Linked DNA regions of Mus musculus: region 2 is linked to region 1. Evidence: chromatin loops called from intact Hi-C (ENCODE). Cell type or tissue: left cerebral cortex. All regions are shown on one strand. Each heading gives the region's core, and the rest is flanking DNA. Links, peaks and the distances in the headings are about the cores only. Region 1 overlaps Clcc1 (chloride channel CLIC-like 1). Region 2 overlaps Prpf38b (PRP38 pre-mRNA processing factor 38 (yeast) domain containing B).

Region 1 (5,385 bases), core at 107-5,106:
TCAGCGTGGGTTCTTGGCTTCAGGAGACAGGATGCTTCCTCTAGTGCAGGCCAGATTCCAAACATGCATAAAGCTGCTCTAGAAAAATTAAGAGAATATTCTACTTAAAAATTATGTTAGGGAAGGAGAAGAGGGAGTTGGGCTGTGATTGGGATATAAAGTGAATAAATAAATTAATGAAGAAAATGTGTCAGAGCTCACTTTTTTTAAAAATTTATTTATTTATTTTAAGTAAGTACACTGTAGCTGTCTTCAGACACCCCAGAAGAGGGTATCAGATCTCATTATGGATGGTTGTGAGCCACCATGTGGTTGCTGGGATTTGAACTCAGGACCTCTGAAAGAGCAGTCAGTGCTCTTAACCTCTGAGCCATCTCTCCAGCCCCTAGAGCTCACTTTTTAAAGAGAATTTTGCTGAAACGATTGGAGATTTATAGGTCTCTTCCCTGTTACATTTTACACAGCTACAACACTGCTATCTAGCCAGGATATTAATGACTGGTCTCATTCCCACTTCTCAGTTTTATATATTTATTTTTGTGTGTAAAAAACTAATTACCCTTTGAAAATCTATAAAGCAGACATTTTGTCATGTCCATAAAATTTGTTGAGTTTGAATGGATTTTGAAAATATGATTTTGAGATGAAATAATTAACATTATAGAGAGTCTATTTAAAATATAAAACAACTCACAATTTACTAGTGGGTGGGCACAGTCAAAACCAAACTGATCTTGTGAAAGAAATACAACTCTGTTCTTTTTCCCTTGATGGTTTGTCTGTTTCTCCATACAGAATGGTTTACAAGTTCATGGACCTATAAGGATGACCCATGCCAAAAGTACTATGAGCTCCTAATAGTCAACCCTATTTGGTTGGTTCCACCAACAAAGGTATAGAATATGTTTTGTAATAATTACAGTGTATCACAAATTCTTTGCCTTTATAATGGATAGGGCTAATAATAAACCTTTGTCCTAGAAAAAAAATAGTTCCATTAAACATTAGCTTTCAAATTTAGGTGGGCCTGGAGGTGTGCCTCTAATACTAGCACATGGGAGGGAGGCGGGAGGACATCGTTCAAGGCCTGGTTGGGTTATAGTTTGAGCTTGAGCTCTATGAGAGATTCACTCTCAGGACAGACAGACATAAAAACATGTATGTTAATTTGTGTAATTTGAGCGTCAGTGCACAGTGAAGTTTTGCATGTGGATGTCTCAGTCTTGAAGTTAAATTGCTCTGGTCTTTGGTTTTAGGCTCTGGCGATTACATTCACTAACTTTGTAACGGAACCATTAAAGCACATTGGAAAAGGAGCAGGTGAATTCATTAAAGCGCTCATGAAGGAGATTCCAGTGTTACTTCAGATTCCGGTGCTGGCGATCCTGGCGCTGGCTGTCCTGGTTAGTACCTTAGCACTGCTCACAGTGAATACGGCTTATAAAAAAGAAAGCAACTCTCAAGGCATTCGATTTCTCTGCTGTAGACCAAACTGGAGTAATAATGCTGTGCTTACACGTATAAGGTGATTTTTTAATGAGTTGAGATTTCATATATTCCTCTAATCAGAAGTTCTCGAGTTTGTATGCATCATAGCAATGGTTTAGAATAATTTATTTTTAAATTTAATGTGAATACACAGGAAATTGTTTGACTGCTTCCTCTGTGAAGAAATGGGGCTTTTATTCTAGTCTGAGCAGGAGAGCAGAGAGGGTGCAAGAGTGTGTATGCACCCTGAAAAGCAGTTGGGACTCCAAGAGCAAATATTACAAATACTGTTCTTAGTTCCCCCATGGCTCTGTGTTTGTGCCTCAGGTAAATCAAATGCCCAGAGCACTTCAGGGCCCTTGTTGCCAGAGTGAAATCTAAGGTCAATGTGTCTCTGTCTCAAAACGTCTCTCTTACATGCACGCACCTTGTCATGTGTTATCCCCCCAGTTCAGCATCTTGTTGTTTGTAGCCATGACCTCTCCAGAATACATGCTGTTAACTGGAGGGATGGCTCCTCCAGAGGTCCTGAATTCAATCTCCAGCAACCACATGGTGGCTCACAACCATCTGTAATGGGATCTGATGCCCTCTTCTGGTGTGAGTGAAGACAGAGCACTCATATAAAATAAATCTTTAAAAAAAGAGAGTGCCCCAGGATTTGTGACTATAGTGCTATGCACACTGACTGAACTGTCTCCTTTTCAGTTTTGTCCTGGTGAATGATTTATTATGAGATGCAGTTAATCATTTTCATCATTTGCCCATATGAGTATGAACAGAAACACAAGCAATGACCATGCTTTTAAATTTAAATTTCTAGAACTCTGTAATTTAAGTTTTTAGGTCTCAGTGATTGTTACATATTCAAAGTGTGTCAAGCTGATTGAAAATTGTATTTAATATTAGTTATTATGTACATTTTATTGGCTACTTTGGCTTCTAATAAAGAGGTTTTTAATTAGAGTGAAATTAACATGTGTGTATATGTGTGTGTATACACACACACACACACACACATACATACATACAGTTAGACATTTTTGTTAACTATGAATAACATAGTTCCTACTTTATCATCTGTCAGTTACTGAGTCCTTGGAGCCTATTTCTTTTCTTCACAGAGCTTCTGCTATGGTGCTGGAAGGTCAGTTCCTATGCTGAGACACTTCGGTGGTCCTGACAGAGAACCTCCCCGAGCACTTGAGCCAGATGACAGAAGACGACAGAAGGGACTTGACTATAGACTCCATGGTGGAGCAGGTGATGCAGATTTCTCTTACAGGGGCCCAGCTGGCTCCATCGAGCAAGGCCCTTATGACAAAATGCATGCGAGTAAGAGAGATGCTTTGAGACAGAGATTTCACTCTGGCAACAAGAGCCCTGAAGTGCTCCGGGCATTTGACTTACCTGACACAGAGGCACAAGAACATCCAGAAGTGGTCCCCAGCGTAAGTCAGAAATTGTCTATTTTTTACTCTAGGCCCAAGTGCTTTTTACAGAGCTTTGATTGCTTTTATTCTGTACCCTCTGTCTTAGTCAGGGTTTCTATTCCTGCACAAACATTATGACCAAGAAGCAAGTTGGGGAGGAAAGGGTTTATTCAGCTTACACTTTCCACATTGCTGTTCATCACTAAAGGAAGTGGGGACTGGAACTCAAGCAGGTCAGGAAGCAGGAGCTGATGCAGAGGCCATGGAGGGATGCTTCTTACTGGCTTGCTTCCCCTGGCTTGCTCAGCCTGCTCTCTTATAGAACCAAGACTACCAGCCCAGGGATGGTCCCACCCACAAACCTCCTCCCTTGATCACTAACTGAGAAAATGCCTTATAGATGGATCTCGTGGAGGCATTTCCTCAACTGAAGCTCCATTCTCCGTGGTAACTCCAGCTGTGTCAAGTTGACACAAAACTAGCCAGTACACCCTCTGTCAGTCAAGTCATTAATGACATGATTAGTCATCATCTCTTCTCACTGTCACCAGTCCAGCTTCCTCAGAAAATGGAGATTTTCTTTGTATGTCAAATACCATTTGACTGTATTCTTTATAACAGATGGTATTTGGAAACTTACAAGAACAAGATCAGAGGCCTCACTTAGGGCCTAAGAGTGCGAGGAGACTAGCTGTAGAGCTCTGGTGGCCCAGCCTGGATGGAAGAGAAGCCCCATAAATTCTATAGTATAGAAGAAAGTAATAGCACAGTTGGCTGGACTGGGCTTTTTATCTGCAAGGTGATAAGTTCTTCATTATTGATAATTGTATACTAGCAGTCCCGGGGATTGAATCTAGGGTCTCACGATGTTAGGCCACTGAACTACATTTTGTAGCACCACTATTGTTTTTTAAAGGGACATTTCCATTTCTGCCTTAGAAAGGAATGATGTGTAATGTCATAGTTGTAACTAGAAACCTCTAGAAAGCTGTAAGTCCATGAGACTCGAGAAATGAGGGATCTAGCCATGGATGCTGATGTATCTAGATAACCTGAGACTCTTCTTCCTGTTGATCACCTGTCACTCATTCCAAACCTCTCTAGTGTCATTTCCAAAAGCCATCTACCAGTGGCCCAGGGACTCCCTGTTTCACCATGTCTCACGTCCACCACCATACTGATCTGTTGTCTTGTGTGCTTGTTCTGCCATTGTGACTGGATGTCTGTTTTTGTGCTTCACTGTATGTTTATACACACACACACACACACACACACACACACACACACAGTCTTCAGCCTTTACTCACATCATCTTAAACTGCAGTCTGAACATAATTTACCTACCACCCACCTTATTTTTTCCTATGTACCCTGCCTGATTCATCCCCACAACTAACTGTGGAGCAGGGTTTGTGTTTTGCTCCTTCAATATTCCTAGCACCTAGAACTTAAAACAGGGTCAACAAGCATTTGTGAAATAATTATTCTCACCAGGCCGGAAGAGACACATTACTGGTAGCCAATCTTCTTGACCTTTCCTGAGCAGGGTCAGCAGACCGTCTAACACCTCAAAGTGTCTCCATTCCTTCATGTAGTTTTGTGACACTTAGTGCTTTAATTATGCAGATGAAAAACCAGGAATTTAAAATACTTAGAGTAAGCTACAATAGATTTGGATAAGAATTGGCAATGAAACTTTACATTTTACTAAATAGTTAATATAATTCTATATTTTAAAGCATAAATCACCCATTATGAACACAAACCTTGAGACTGGTGAACTCCCAGGAGAAAGCACCCCGACAGAATACAGCCAGTCTGCCAAGGATGTCTCTGGCCAAGTTCCCAGCGCTGGCAAAAGCTCACCCACAGTGGACAAGGCCCAGCTGAAGACAGACTCCGAGTGCAGCCCACCAGGAGGCTGCCCACCCAGCAAGGAAGCTGCAGTGGCAGCACACGGGACTGAACCTGTCAGCAGCCCATGTGGCTAAAGAACAATGCACAGAGCAACCACAGCTCCAGCCATCTTTGAAGTCTGTATTGACTCTTCATCCTTCCTTACAAATTTACTACAAAGCTGCCAACTTTAAATTAGTAATTTTACAGACCATCAGAGTACCTCTTAGCTGTTAGGATATAGCTCATATTTTAGAACAAGGTTTTATAAAATTTACATTTTTAAGTTACTGCTTTAGCAGATAGACACCATTAAGTGAGCTGATACTATCAGGCGTTTAACTAACATTAAATGTTTCTTTGGCTACACTGCTACATGACAGCTAGCAAAGCAGGAGCCAACTGATCAAAGTGTGTTGGCTGACAGAAGTCCTCTGAAACCTAGTTTACTAACAGGGTATTTAATGCAGGCTGGGTCTGCTGCTGCCACAGAGTCAGGCACCTGTGTTTTTATGTAGGCTACCTGCAGAACGACGTGACTTTCTGGTTATGGGGCCTGTCTCCTTGT
Region 2 (5,385 bases), core at 214-5,213, 230 kb after region 1:
AAGACATGAGCAAGGCCTTGAAGATGTTTACAAGGAAGTGACTTATGACATTGGGCAGTGGAGACCAAGATGGGTAAAGAAGTGAGGCTTGCACTAATTCACTGCAATGAAGGCTATGATGGGGCTACAATGGGGGTAAAAGCTGCTGTGGGCAATAGGCTGGAAGACCCAGGGAGTCAAACAATTGTTAACTGGGATATTAGAGGGAAAAGTAGGAAATATAGATGTTGGTGGTCAGCCAAAGGACTCTGAGTCAACACATCAGAGAAAACGGCACACACTAGCATTTATCATGCTTGTTTCATAAAAAATAAGTTGTGGAAACCGAGGACTGGATGAAGAAAGCATATAGACCATCATATTCCTTTTTAGCCATAAAGAAAAATTAAGTTATAGGCTTTGCAGGCAATGAATCAACTGGACATAGCCACAGTAAGTAAATTATGCCAGCCTCAGAGAGACAGTTATCTTATTTTCCCCTCATGTTTGGTTCCTATGTTTTGCATAGAATTTGAAGCCTGGGCGTATGTTTGTTGTGAAAGAAGAAGTGAAACTGTATAATGGAACAAAGGAGAGTCACAGGAGATGGGAGGAGCAGAACAAGGAAGGGCCCAGGCGTGTGGGGTTGGAGTGGGGGAAGAGGACCAACGTGCAATACATATTTGTAGAAAACATTCAAAATGAAGTTGGTGGCTAGGGAACTGGGGGTGATGAGACAATTTTGGCTGTTGATGGCCAGCTCTGTGATGAAGCAGCAGAACAACTGAGATCAGGTGGGGGGGAAGATGGTAGTGGAGATCAAGGGGTCAAAAAAAATAGGGTGGTCTCAGTATTGGAAAGATTGTTCCATAGATATGGAAGTCATTAACAGTTAGAGCAGCAGGGTGGGGTGTAACTCAGTGGCAGAGTGCTAGCACCCCAAGAATTGTTTGGGGTTTGGCAGTATCTAAGTGTAATCCTAGCACTTAGGAGGTAGAGAATCACCTCTAAATTCAGGGGCTAAACTGGCCTACATGTCGAGTTCTGCAAGATCCTATGCCAAACAAACAAAACGGAAAAGCCGAAGGCAGCCAGATGTTGCGGTTCAGACCTGGATCTCAGCACTTGGAAAGCAGACACGAGAAGATGCTGTGTTTTGGACAGACATTGCCTCCCCAAGAGATTTAGTTCTGGCAGCAACAGGGAGGAAGAGGCATGTGGCTACCATGAAAAAATGTCTGAGATAATAAACTTTAAAAAGAGGAAAGCTTTATTTTGGCTAGTGCTTTCAGAGCATTGAGCCCATGGTCTCTTTGTCCCATTGCCTTTGAGCCTGTCGACAGAACATTATGGTAGACAGGGCACGTGGAGTAAAGCCATTCACCACAGGGCAGATGAGAAGCAAAGAGAAAGACTGGAATAGATGCAAGCTCTGAATCCCTGTTTCAAAACATCAAAACAAAGCAAGACAAACGAAAGAGACCCAGGGACAGCAAGATAGCTGCTGAAATTTATAAGTACTTGTTAAAACCTCAGGGCAGAACTCCCAGGTCAATGGGTGAGAAGGATAATTGAAGAACACCAGTTTTAAAAGGAAGTAAGGCAGGGAAGAGGTTTAGACAGAGGGAGAAACAGTGGCTTGGAAAACAATGATTGAAGAAATGATGAAGAACTACAGACATCTAAGGAGTGCTGAGAGTGGGCAAATTGTTTTGCTCAGGGAAGATTTAGATACTAAGGGAACAGGGCCAGCCACAAGAGTGAAAAGTCCAGCCCTGGGGGAACCAATGACTCTGGCCTCAGGTTAGAAGCACCTGCACATACCATACGAAAAACAAATCTTACGGATTGAAGGGCTATAGATACTTGAAGATCAATAGCACTATCAATTCCCTTAGGAATTTATGCCTGCCTCTACCTTTCCAGGATTAAAGACCTGCACTCTTACGCCCAGATCTCTACTTTACTAAAAAAAGCATTCCTTAGTGTCTAAGAAATGACCAATGAATCTCGTCCGCCACAGGAAGCCACTCTATAGTCTGCTTACGCTACTGAACACTTCCAATGTAGTAATGGTATGCTCAAAGGCTGAGAACATGGCTCAGAGAACATCTGCCTATCATGTAGCCAGGGTTAGATACTTTAAGGGGGAAAAAATCAACTGAACATAAAACTGAGTTATTAATTACACTTAATGGCTTCCCAATTTCCTTAAAATTCTGTCTGAGTATGTGACAGCAACAGTGTAGGTGTGCCCAGAGGACACCATGCAGGCCCCTCTTCACTATGTGGACTCCAAAAGTCAAGACCTGGCAGCACTCACTTAACTACTTTGCTGAATAATAGTTACATCTGTACTACTAGTTGTAACAGACTAGTTGTCAATTTGAAATAGGACTAGAGTTCTAAAAGTACAGCATTTTAACCGGAGCATTTCACTTAGAGATCTTTCTTACAAGTGGTACAAACGCCCCCTGTGGGCTCTTCAATGAAATGCCTGATTGGTCAACACAAACCCAAAACCATAATGCTAATACCAATAACTAACCACTTTGGTCCTCTCTCTCTCTCTCTTTTTATTTTGTCCTGAATACATGTCTTAAAACTTTCAAAACCAAACTTTAAATGGTATTAATACTGTTCAAGTACAATTTCAACTATCAGCTTTGATGTGGACAGAAGAGCCCCTGCAACAAAAACAAAACAACAAAACCACTCCTTCCCCTAAAAGGGAAACTGCTATTAAGAGTCTAGTAAGTACCAGCATAGCGTATCTCCTTCCAACCTACAAGGATTAAGAGACTGTTTCCAGGGGTACATGTGTACACCATGAGATAGTATTGTTGCCAGCCTTCTCCTCCCAGCCCAGGGGTGAACTCAGGTCTGGCTGGGTGGGAAGCACCTTTACAGGCTGAGCAATGTGTTCTTTTTAAATAGTCACTTTTGCTCAAGATCTCCTCTACAGAAAACTGCTGACATTTTATCAGTTCCCACAATTTTCTTTAAATGTTAACAAATGGGGGGGGGGGGAAACCAACACCCAGGATAAAGGATTTAATCCAGTATTTATTCCACACTCATGATGGTTTTCTGAAATCAGAATACAAGTCATAAGAACAATCTATCAAATAATTTGCTGATAGTCTTAAATAACGCAGCACTGCATTACTGGTAATATTTCTGTCCTAGATTAAGTTTAAAAACTCAAACAGCAATCTTCATTATCAATAAAAAAAGTTTTAAATTCTTAAAAAAGGATACTATATCAAGCTGTTTCATAATTTAAGTATTCTCCATTATAAAATGCTTTGGAAGCTTAGGCTTGACTGCTCCTCTGCTCCTGCGCCCCGCCCTCGCCTGCTCCTGCGCCCCGCCCTCTCCCAATCACTCCTTAGTATAGGGCTGCTACAACGCCAGGCTTACACACTTTAATATAGTACTTTTAAAGTCTGAGAAAGAATTCAAGAGGGAGGGGGAAGCACATTGTAAAAAGGAAAGTAATAAATTTTAGGCATACTAACAGTGTCCCTTTGAGGTAGAATGCTAAAAGGACTTCTGATCAAATCTAAGCCTAATTTAAACCTCTTAAAAATTCTCTCGAACATTAACTGTGGAGAATAACAACATATTAACAAGAGCTTCCAAGGTAATATACAGTGGACAAGAATGTTAACCCTCCAACTGTTGCCTCCATGTATACTGAAAAACACATAATTCTCCTAAACAAACATCCAAGATCCATTCCCAAAGTCTTTAGCATTCTATTATGAAAAGCACAGCCATGCTAACTTCAGTACACAACCATAATCTCACACCTACAAAACAAAAATAGAATTAGTGGCAGTTTATTGCCTTATACAAATTTAACCAACATGGCAACCATGCCAAAGGAATTAAAACATTTTCCAGGACGTATGTACAGACTGTACATTTTAAAAACAAACAAAAATGCAAGAACATTCTGTGCATCATGTGTCAACTCAACAGGGTGAAAACATCAATGCGTAATGGGATTACAAAGGCACTTCCCTACACAAAAGAAAACACAGCCTACGGGGAGCTCAGAGTGCATAACTACTGCACAATCTCAACTTGGGGGGAAAAAAGCAGAATTTAATCAACATTTATAGGATTCAATGTGATCCAAGTTTACACAATCTTCACACAGTCTCATCTTTGCTTTTGTGTTCCTTTTCTTGGCTCTCTGGCTCTCCACTCTGGCTGCTCTGATGATCCTGTCTGTCTGACTGGTCCTTGCTATCATTATGCTCTCTCTTGTGGGAACGGTCTTGGCTCCTGCTGCGCTTTCTAGACTTCTCTCTGCTAGGGCTGTGTTCTCGTTTTCTCTTTTCAACACTGCCAGTTCTTCCTTGACTGCCACTTCTGCTTCTTTTATTTGCCTTCTCCTTGCTTTCGTTTTTATGTCTGCTTGACTTGTCCTTGCTCCTGCTCCTGCTCCGCTTCCCTGCGTTTCTGCTCCTGCTCCTGTGTTTCCTCTCTCTGCTCCTGCTTCTGCTGTGTTTTTTCTTGGACTCTTTTTTGTCATCTCTGTGTCGTCTGTCCTCCTTGTCTTCTTTGTGCTTCTTCTCTTCTCCATCACCCCTACTTCTCTGCTCCTTGGAGCGCTCTCTTGATCTCTCTCTGTCCCTTTCTCGGTCACTGCCTCTCTCCTTGTCATAATCTCGGTCTCGTCTTCGACCCCTCTCATTTTCTTTCTCTCTTTCCCGATCCCTGTCTCTTCTATCCCCTTTCCTATCACGACTGCGACTGCGACTTCTGTGCCTCTCCCGACTGCGGCTTCGCCTGCGATCTAAGCCCCGATCAATGCTTCGGGATCTTCGCCTTTCTTTCTCTCTCTCTTTGGCTTCCCGCTCTAGTCGTTGGCGTTCTTTCTCTCTCTCTAATTCTCTGTCAAAACTAGAAGATCCATGGCCCTCCCGGTGATGACTTCTGCTTCTTGATCTTCTTGGAGACCTCCGTGGGCTCAGTGATCTTCTTGGAGATCTAAGAAAAGGGGAAAGGAAGAAACTGTAATAATAAAGCAAACACTGGAAGGGCCGGGATACCTGCAGCTCAGTGGAACACTTACGTGGGATGTCCTTAGAACACTGGGGCTGATATTCAACCACAAATACTCCCTAGCACATAAACCAACCAAATATACTGCAAACATTTCATCAGCTTACTACACACATCAAATATAATTATTAACCTTTGGATGGTACGGCCTGTGGTAGTGCTTGCCTGGCATGCATGTGTACAATAACGTTTAGGGGGGATGACAAATTAAAGGAAAACCACATTTTCCTAAGAACTTTGTATAGGTAAATTAAAATTAATAACTGTCATTACCTGGATCGCCGTCTCTCAACATGTCTGTCTATCTCCTCAATGCCTTCCTTTCCG

Evidence for each region. A loop is a pair of places that touch in the nucleus more often than their neighbours do. Peaks named below come from ENCODE experiments on the same cell type or tissue, not always from the same donor. Only the 100,000 strongest peaks of a DNase experiment are listed, where the experiment ranks them.
Region 2: it touches region 1 in a loop (2.4-fold over the local background); 5 of 42 quality-filtered maps call a loop at or near these places.

Annotation. Positions count from the first base shown.
Region 1 is chr3:108,672,025-108,677,409 of GRCm38, forward strand. Clcc1 (chloride channel CLIC-like 1) reads left to right here. Exons shown (of 12, transcript NM_145543.2): 8 at 796-893; 9 at 1,257-1,403; 10 at 2,613-2,939; 11 at 4,661-4,954. The coding sequence ends at 4,912. Among named protein-coding and RNA genes, the nearest start is that of Clcc1, 21 kb to the left of the region's middle. In left cerebral cortex, for the core only: a CTCF peak has its summit at 2,099 (motif pointing left); a DNase peak (open chromatin) is centred at 4,779.
Region 2 is chr3:108,899,780-108,905,164 of GRCm38, forward strand. Prpf38b (PRP38 pre-mRNA processing factor 38 (yeast) domain containing B) reads right to left here. Exons shown (of 6, transcript NM_025845.3): 5 at 5,332-5,385; 6 at 3,026-4,983. The coding sequence ends at 4,140. Among named protein-coding and RNA genes, the nearest start is that of Prpf38b, 9.3 kb to the right of the region's middle. In left cerebral cortex, for the core only: a CTCF peak has its summit at 2,457; no DNase peak of the experiment used is centred there.